Regions from separate parts of the Homo sapiens genome. Here region 2 is linked to region 1. The links are chromatin loops, found by intact Hi-C in ENCODE. Cell type or tissue: breast epithelium. All regions are shown on one strand.

Region 1 (5,000 bases):
GTGTGGTGGCACGCACCTGTAGTCCCTGCTACTCAGGAGCTGAGGTGGGAGGATCGCTTGAGCCCAGAAGGCAGATGCTGCAGTGAGCTGAGACTGCACCACTACACTACAGCCTGGGCAACAGAGCGAGACCCTGTCCCAAAAATATACACACACACACATCCCCCACACACACACAGGCCGGACACGGTGGCTCACGCCTGTAGTCCCAACAGTTTAGGAGGCCAAGGCAGGAAGACTGCTTGAGCCCAAGAGTTCAAGACCACCCTGGGCAACAGAGAGACCCAGTCTCTAAAAACTAAATACACACACACACACACACACACACACACACACACACACACCTAGACACATACACAGAAAAGGTCTAGAAAATACGGAAAGGAGCACAAGAGACACATAGGACATGATAAAAGCCTAATGTATATCACACCATTGCACTCCAACTTGGGCAACAATAGCGAAACTCCATCTCAAAAAAAAAAAAAATGCCTAATGTACACAAAAATGGAGGCCCTCTGAGTGAAGATGAGTGGAAAATAGGAATATTTATAGAGAGAAGAGCCAAAACTTCCAAAATTGATTAGGAACCAGGCCACCAATACAACAAATACCAAGTTTTGCTAATGCCTGAAGCAAAGAAAATGTTACAAGCCACCAGAGGCAGCTTCAAATCCTGGTGTGAGGAATGAGTAGATGGTGAGATCTTGCTGTGTGTCTGATTAGTCCTTTCTCTGCCTTGCCTGTTTGAGCTTCAGCAGAATTGAAAATGGCTGGCAGTAAGGCTGGGAAGGACTCCAGAAAGGCCAACAAAGGCAGCTTCCCACTCACAAGAGAGCCAATTTGCAGTTCCTGGTGGGCCGTATTCACTGACACCTGAAATCTAGGACAATCAGTCCTGGACGTGTGGGCGCGACTGCCGCTGTGAATAGCACAGCCATCCTGGAGTACCTCACCGCAGAGGTACTTGAACTGGCAAGAAATGCGTCAAAAGACTTCACAGTAAAGCATACTACCCCTCATTACTTGCAACTTGCCATTCGTGGAGATAAAGAATTGGGCTCTCTCTTCAAGTCTACAATTGCTGGTAAAGGTGTCATTCCACACATCCACAAATCTCTAATTGGGAAGAAAGGACAACAGCAGACTGTCTAAAGGCTGCCTGGATTCCTTATTATCTCAGGACCCTAAACACTCTACCAGCTGTCCAGTGTGGCTGATTCCAGTGAACTATATCTCTGTGAAAAACACAATTCTGCCTTTCTGTAATTCTACTTGAGCAAGTTGGAAGTTTAATTAGCTTTCCAACCAACAAATTTCTACATTCAAGTCTTAACCATATTTGTTACTGTGGCTTCAAAGAAGCTATTGATTCTGAAGTAGTGGGTTTTGATTGAGTTGACTGTTTTCAAAAAACTGTTTGGATTTTAATTGTGATGGAGAGTTATAGTAACAAACATTTGGTTTTGCACAAACATTATTTCCACTCTGGTGGATAAACTCAGTAAAAGTCATATCCTCTCCAAAAAATAAAAATAAAAAGCAACCAGAGGGGAAAATAAAAAGAAGTATTACTTCAAATGGGACAACAATAACACCAAAAGCTGACTTGTCAAGAAAAAGGAAGCGAGCTAAAAAAACAATGAATTCGCTGCTACAAAATGGTGCAAGGAAATGACCACGATCCCAGTATTCTATACCCAGCAAAATCATCCTTCAAAACTGAAGGCAAATTGGGCACAGTGGCTCACACCTGTAATCCCAGCAGTTTGGGAGGCTGAGGCAGGCAGCTGCTTGAGCCAATGAGTTTGACCCCAGCCTGGCAAACATGGTGAAACATCACATTTAAAAAAAAAAAGGCCAGGCATGGTGGCTCACGCCTGTAATCCCAGCACTTTGGGAGGCTGACGAGGGCAGATCACCAGGTCAACAGATAGAGACCATCCTGGCCAACATGGTGAAACACCTTCTCTACTAAAAATACAAAAATTAGCTGGGCGTGGTGGCACGTGCTTGTAGTTCCAGCTACTCGGGCGGCTGAGGCAGGAGAATTGCTTGAACCCGGGAGGCGGTGGTTGCAGTGAGCCAAGATCACATCACTGCACTCCAGACCGGCGACAGAGCGAGACTCCATCTTAAAAAACAAAACAAAACAAAACAAAACAAAAACTAAAGGCAAAATAGAAAATTTTCAGGCAAACAAAAATGACAATTCATTATCCACAGATATGAACTCAAAGAAATACCGTAGAAAGTTCTTCAGGGAAAAGAAATATAGGCTGGGCGCAGTGGCTCACATCTGTAATCCCAGCACTTTGGAGGCTGAAGCAGGCAGATCACTTGAGGTCAGGAGCTTGAGACCAGCCTGGCCAACATGGTGAAACCCAGTCTCTACTAAAAATACAACAATTAGCCGGATGTGGTGGCATATGCCTATAGTCCCAGCTACTCAGAAGGCTGAGGCAAGAAAATCGCTCAAACATGGGAGATGGAGGTTGCAGTGCGCCAAGATCGTGCCACTGCACTTCAGCCTGGGCAACAGAGCGAGACTCTGTCTCAAAAAAGAAAAAAAGAAAAAAAAAAAACAAGAAATATAATCCCCGGCAGAAACATGAAACAACAATAAAGAATGAAGAGCAACAAAAATGGTAACTAAGAGGATAAATCTAAATAAACATTAACTGTACAAAATAATTATGATACTGCAAAAGTATATCTAAAATTAAAGTACATAAACTTGTAAGATGCAGCTAAAAGCGTGTAGTGGCTCACGCCTGGATCCCATTGTTTTGGGAGGCTAAGGGGGGAGGATCACCTGAGGCCAGGAGTTGAAGACCAGCTGGGGCAATACAGCAAGACGCTGTCTCTATTTTTAAAAATAAATATAAATTAAACTGAAATATATAAAACAATGACACAAAAGGTAGGAGGGAGTTAAATCCAGTTCAAGTATCTAAGGACTTGACCCTGGGAGACACAATGAGACTGTGCCTGGAAAAAAAAAAATATATATATATATATATATATATCTCAATCAAACAAAAAAAAAGCAAAAAAAAAAAAGTAGAAATTAATGCAATAGAAAACAAATGTAAGTAGAAAAAAATGTAAAGCCGAAAGTTGGTCCCTTAAAAGAACTTACAAAATTGACAAACCCCCAACAAGACTGATTAAGAGATAATATATGAATTACTGATATCAAGAATTATTAAAAGGGAACATCACTACAGATCTTGCAGATAATAAGGATTACAAACCACTTTAAACTTACAAATTGGAAAGTCTGGGTGGCCTGAACAAATCTCTAGCGGGGAAAAATGCTTTATCTAAATAGACACATGAAGAAATATTCAAAATCCTACATCTACCTATAAAATTAATTCTAAAATTTTTCCTTCTCACAAGGAAAACCCTGTACCAGCTGGTTTTGCCAAAGAATTATTTCAAACATTTAAGGAAGAAAACACAAATTTCGTAGGAACTCTTCTAGGGAGTAGAAAAAGAAGGAATACATTCCACCTTGTTTTAAGAAACCAGCATAACCTTGATACCAAATCCCAACAAGGGTACTGAAGGAAACTGAAATTATAAGTCAATCTTTCTCGTGAATATAAATGCAATAATCCTAAACAAAATACTACCAAATATAATCCAGTAAAAGGAGAATACATCAAGATCAGGTTGGAATTATTCTACAATTGTAAATTTTTTTTAAAAGGGAGGTGCTCTTTCTCAGGAGCTCCTGAAGTTGCTTCCCCAGGCTACAAACAATATGCAATTAAAAAAAAAAAAAAAAGCAAGGCGCAGTGGCGTGCGTCTATAATTCCAACTACTTGAGAGGCTGAGGTGGGAAGATCACTTTAGCCCAGGAGTTCAAGGCTACAGCGAGCTATGATGGTGCCACTGCACTCCGGGCTGGGTAATGGAGCAAGACCCCATCTCAAAAATAAACAAACAAAAACAGTTAAATTCCCACATAACAGAAAAATCACATGACTGTCTCAAAAGATGCAGAAAATCCATGTTAAGAAATTTAATACCTGCTCATGGTTTTTAAAAAACTCTTGGCAAACTAAGAAGAGGAGAATTTTTACATTTTGATAAAGAATATCTACAGGGCCAGGTGTGGTGGCTCACAGTGGTAATCCCAGCACTTTGGGAGACCAAGGTGAGAGGATCGCTTGACACCAGGAGTTGGAGACTAGTCTGGGCAACCGAGTGAGTACCCTTTTCTTAAATTACCAGATCTCAAGACAGACTATATCTATGGGAATTTAGACATTGTGCTATTTGTGCAAAGATGACAAAAAGATCAAAGGAGCAGAAGAGAGTCCAGAAACAGACCCACACACTTACAGTCACTGGACTGAGATGACACTGCATGTAGTACACTGGGGAAAGAATAGTCTTTTAAGAAATTATGCAAGGTCAACTAGATATCCATTTAAAAAAAGAAAGAGAGACTCTTGGCCCCATCGCATACCATAAACAAAGTCAATTTCAGATGGAAGATTAAAAAATAGTTTTTAGAAGACAATGTAGAATATCTCATGAACTTGACCAAGCAAATTTCTTAAACAGGACACAAAGAGCATTAAACATTACTGAAAAGATGGATCAACTGGGCTACATTAAAAATTTTACACTTCTATGTATCAAAAGATACAACTGAGAGAGTGAAAAGGCAAACACAAGAGTCTAAAAACAATCTGTCATGCACATATGTACTCAGAATATAGAGAAAACTCCTTCAAATCAGTAAAAAACAAAACAGACAACCCAATCAACAGATGGGCAAAAGATAACCGTTTCACAAAAGACATCCAGGTGGCCAGTGAACACAGGTAGAGATGCTTTACCTCTGCATGTTCCTGGCCATCAGGGAGCAGCAAATTCAGACCATACTGAGCCACCTACCAGCTAACAGCCACCAGAACAGCTAAAATGTAAAGACCCAACAATACCAAGTGCTGAAGAGCATAGGAGCAACTGACTTCTCA
Region 2 (5,000 bases), 840 kb after region 1:
CGCGCGGAAACAGCAGGGCTATCTCAGTGCAATCCTGGTTTTGTATTCAGAGCCTCCTCTGAGTGAGTGCCAGGGCGCACCGTGCAAGGAGCCTGGCTTTGCCCACTGCAATCCCGTGCCCTCACCCTAGTCTTTTAACCTCTCACGACTCAGGTTCCTCATCTGTGAAATGGAGCTGTCTTCTTTGTGGGGTTAGTGGAAGCAATAAGCGAGAAGTGTGTCCACACAGGCCCAGCCTTTCTGGGGCCTCACTGTGACCAGACACTGCGCTTTGGACTAGGGGATGGGATGCGACTTAGGGGAGCTGCGGCCACCTGTCTCTGGAGGCTGAAGTCTCCCTGCGGACCACCCTTCCTCAGGACCACCCTTCCTCACTTGCACGTCTCCCCTGCAGTCAGGACTCGCCTGCCCCCACGCCAGGCTCTCCCTAGTGGATCAGGCTGTACAACCTGGTTTGTATGAGGAAAGGCAGCCGCTGGGGCCCCAGTGCAGCAAGAGAGGGGAGGAGGAGGTGTTCAGAGGGAAGACCCCTCCCCACCCCCGTTGGCCCCTTGTCTTCAAAGGAAGGGCGTGACCTTTCTGCCCCCCAGACCCACCCTGAGGGTCACTGTGGCGGTGAAGCCTGGTGCCGGCACTTGTGCCCGCCCTCTGACTTGCAGTGTCCCGAGACATATTCAGGGGAGCCAGGTATTCAATCAGCAAGGCTCCCAACAAGATGGGGTGGGTGGGAGAAGCACCCACAATTCTCTAGAAGGCTTTCAGGGCATTCTTCACTAAAGAGACACATTGGAGTCTGGAACCCCTCCCCTAGCAGGGGGACACCTCCAAGCTGTGCTCAAAACTGGGACAGGATATTTGGGTTGGAGTGTTCTCCGTCTCTGCCTCTCTGTCTCTCTCTCTCCCTTTCTCTCTGTCTCTCTCTCTCTCTCCCTCTCTCCCTGTCTCTCTCTCTCTCTCTCTCTCTCACTCTCTCTTGCTCTCTCTTTCCTCCTGTCTCTCTAAAGGTCTCCTTTCCTCTAAGGGCAAAGCAGCAGCTGTCAGGTCCTTAGAGCAGGATCCCTGGTTGGTGCAGGCCCAGGGCCAGCCCCTGGTCCCGGCCTTTCTTCCCCTGGGGGATGAACAGTGAATGCAGCCGCCCTGGGAGTTGGGCGACCTGCGGGGCTTGGAGGGAAGGGCAGGAGGGCCCAGGGCTGACACAGCACGCCTGGCTGGGGTGGGGGCAGTGGTGTGGGTGGCTGACCACATTCCTGGGATGCCGGGCTGCAGGGCTGGGCGGCTGTGTCTACACCTGTCTGCCCCTGTCGGCTGTGAGCAATGCAGCCAGGGACAGGGCAGCTAGAGCCATGCTGTGGTCTGGCCAGTGGGCCAGGCACGTGAGCTGGTTCATGCCCTGCTGCACCAACAACGTTCACCTGGAGAGGTCAGTGGCCTCATTGAGGGGAAGAAGGGCTCTGTCCCTAGAGTCTAGCAAGCCTGGGCCATGGTCTGTGGGGCTTGTCAGGGTGACTTCACCTCTGTGAGCCTCAGTTTCCCTCCCTGGAAAGTGGAGCATAACATGGGTGGGGTCCCCGGTGCTGGCCTGCAGAGCCCTGGGAGACGTGTGGAGTACAAGCCCCATACGCTAGGCCAAAAGATCCGCAGACCAGGCAGCTTAACTGATAGAAATGAAAGTCCAAGATCAAGGTGTCAGCAGGGCAGGCTCCTTCTGAGGCTGCGGGGAAGGAACTGGCCCAGGTTTCTCTCCTTGGCTTGCAGGTGGCCCATGCCTCTCCACATCAGCTTCCCTCCCATGCGGCCTCTGTGCCTGAACTTCCTCTTTTAGTAGGACTGCGGTCATATTGGATTAGGGCCCACCCTAATGGCCTCCTCAGAACTTGGTGACCACTGTAAAGGCCCTATCTCCAAATCAGGAAATGTTCCGGGGTCCTGGGGGTTAAGACTTCAACACAAACATCTTGTTGGAGGGGGGTTGCAATTCAGTCCACACCCGCTTCCCTCGTCTCACTTCGTCCAGCACTCAGCACCCTCTGGCCCTGCCCTTAGCTGTGGGTCTGGATTTCCCATCTCTTCCACGGTAAGCCCTGTGAGGGCGGCGTCTTTATCCCATTTGCTGTTACACCTGCAATTCCTGGGGTGCCGGCTTGTTCTCATCATTTAGCAGACCATTGCTGAATGGCTAACAAATCCAGGATACAATTTGTAGGTGCACCAAGCCAGGCAAGGTATCTGCGTCACCTGCCCGTCAGTGGCCCCAGGCTGGGAAGACCCCTTGGGTCATGCTTGGACACTCTGCACCATGGGCAGCCAGAACTCCTGGCCGAGTGGTCAGCGGCCGCCACACCTTGCTGGAGCAGAGGCACCCCTGCCATCCCACAGGCAAGACGGACCTAGCTCGGTTTCCCAACACTCTGTTGAGATGGGGCTGCCCAGAAGCCCACACAAGCCCACACCTGGGGGAATCCCAGCCCCACGTTCTGGTTCAAGTCGCTGCTGGTTTGGGTTCAGAGCCCAAACATGAGCTCCTGCTCTTCTTGGTGTGATCTGAGGCTGTGGATATCCTGAGAACATCTGTCTCAACAGAACACCTTCCTCCATGTTGCCTATATCCCAAATTCACTCCCAAGTGGCTTTTGTCTGGCAGATTCCGGTGGATTATGCAAAGAGGGACTGCCAGAGAATCTGAGCTGTTGGAAGACTTCTGAAACGTCACTGCGGTGGCGGAGGCACTGCCCCGGGGGGACAAAAGTCTTGTCTCTTCCTCCAAATGTGGAGGATCAAATTAGAGTTGACTTGTGTGTTTCCAAACCCGTTGTCGTCCCAGCATTCAACTAATTTGAAGATACCAAAAGCCTCAGAAGAGGGTGGCAGAAGAAGAAAGGGACAAACACAAAAGGGGAAGGACAAGAGGGCAGACCGTTAAAAAAAAAAAAAACCTACAAGAATGCAGTTTGCTCCTGGGTGGACCCTCCCACCCCGTGCCTGCCCCGAGCTGGCCCCTGACCTGTGCCGGCAGCTCAAATTCCTAACATCTGGCCCAGGGTAAGGATATGGGCAACTCTTTAAGGAAGCGTGTCCTCGCTAGGTGCTGATCACTCACTCCAAGGGACTTTGCTCCTGGATGCCCAGGCTCAGAGAGGGCTGTGAGCCTCCCATGGTCACACAGCAGCAGTCCAAGTGCCTGGGGCAGTCCGATGCCCACATCCCCCTTGAGGTCCCAGGTGAGGGCATGGTCACAGGATGCAGACCCCTGCCTGGGTAGGTCTCTGGTCTTCTATGGCACCTACTTGTAAGCCTCCCCAGCAAGTTCAATGTGGGGCTCCCAGCACCGGTCCTTGGGATTTGGGGGTTCCTTGGTTTCTTCTCTTTTCTCTCTACCCTTCTTCTCCCTGGGTGACCTCATCTGTTCCCCTGGATGAGGTGTGGTCCCCTCCTCAGTTCAATGCTGGGAGCCCTGCACTGAACCTGGAGGGAACCAGCAGGCTCTAGGTCCCGACTTTTGGAGTAGGGCCTGCCCCTTCCTTCCTGCCCCTTTCTCTAGGGAGTGCTGTGAAGGGTGCATTTGGGCCCTGGGGGCCCATGAGTTTGGGCCTCCAGGATAGCTGAGAGCACGTGGGCCTGGCCTGCCCACTCTTCCTGAAGCCCCCCAGCTTCGCCCCACTCCTGGGCCCTGACCAGCCTCCTGCCTTTGCCTTTGTCTGGCCTTGGGTTTCCCAGGCAGTGGCAGCTTTGCTCTTTTTCTCGCAGGTCTCAGGTGTCACCTCTTGAAAATTCAAAGGAGGATCCTTCGAATTCATGAACCAGCAACCTCCCAGGAGGTGGGTCTTCCCACCCTGCACCATCCGGCCTTAGGAATTCAGTCTGGAGCCCTCCCTCCCCAGGGCCTGGGGCCTGGAAGTCGGAGCCAGCCAGAGCAGGGAAGGGTCGGGCCCTGGAAATCCAGAGTGGCCTGCCTGGGCCGGGGTGGGGCTGGGCATGGGGAGGCGTGGGTCCTGTCGGGGTTGGGACCAGCGCTCCAGCTTCCCTAGCTGATTTGAGCATTTAATTTTAATTCCACAAATAGAGAAAAAGAAAGAAAACTCCTGAAAGTCGCGGCAGATCCTCACGGCTCTGCAGATGTCCTGCGGAGGTTGAGCCTCTGCACTTTGGCCTCAGCTGCCCAGGTACCAGTCTCAGCTACTGTCACTGGCGGTGTGGCCTGGGCAGCCATGTCCCCTCCCCAGGCCTCAGTCTCCCAGTGTGTCAAATATCTGCCCCGTCTCAGGTCTCATTCTGCTGCTTCCCCCTTGTGATCATACCCTGCCCCTCCCCACTCCCCAAGGACTTCTTGGCCTTAGCCCACAAACCTATGCAGGTGGTTCCATCAGAGACTGTCCCCCCCAGCCACCCCAGCCCTCATCCTAAGTCCCATGCTCCCCTCCCCTGCAGGAGGCCACTCCGTCCTCCTAGTACTCTCTTCTCCCAGCATCTCCAGTTCTCCACTGCCCGCTTTTCCTGCTGCCCCACTTGCTGGTCCCCTGGAGTCCCCCAGACATCATCGCTCCTGCAGTCAGCAAGGATTTGGTGGGTGCCTGTTGAGGGGGCCGCTCCTCTGGGGCTGGAGTGCAGCGATGCGTGAAACATTATGATCCCTGATCGCCTGGGGCTTCTGGTCCCATGGGATTTGAGGGTTCCTTGGTTTTTTTCTCTTTCAACCCTTCTTCTCCCTGGGTGACCTCATCAGTTCCCATGGATTGAAATATCCTTATGCCAATGACTTCCAAATTTGTCTCTTCAGCCATGACCTCTCCTCCAAACTCTGGACCCATATATCCGGCCATCCACTTGACATCTCCCTTTGGGGTCTCCCAGACATGTCAAGCAGATCGTGTCCAAGCTGGTGTCCAATCCTTTCCCAGGCAACTCAACTCCCATCTTCCCCATCTCAGTAAATCCCACTGCCACCCCTCCACTAGCTCCATCCAGAAACCTCTACAATCTCCTTGCTTCTCCCTGTCCATATC

Evidence for each region. Peaks named below come from ENCODE experiments on the same cell type or tissue, not always from the same donor. Only the 100,000 strongest peaks of a DNase experiment are listed, where the experiment ranks them.
Region 2: a loop joins it to region 1, with 16 times the contacts of the local background. A loop is called at or near these places in 1 of 110 quality-filtered maps.

The regions. Positions count from the first base shown.
Region 1 is chr11:70,275,067-70,280,066 of GRCh38, reverse strand. All of the region lies in intron 2 of PPFIA1 (PPFI scaffold protein A1), which reads right to left. It also overlaps the pseudogene H2AZP4. Among named protein-coding and RNA genes, the nearest start is that of MIR548K, 6.4 kb to the left of the region's middle. In breast epithelium, no CTCF peak of the experiment used is centred here; no DNase peak of the experiment used is centred here.
Region 2 is chr11:69,433,489-69,438,488 of GRCh38, reverse strand. LINC02952 (long intergenic non-protein coding RNA 2952) reads left to right here. Exons shown (of 2, transcript NR_186235.1): 2 at 1-2,932. Among named protein-coding and RNA genes, the nearest start is that of LINC02952, 9.0 kb to the left of the region's middle. RefSeq lists enhancers at 603-1,434, 3,097-3,926. In breast epithelium, no CTCF peak of the experiment used is centred here; a DNase peak (open chromatin) is centred at 2,720.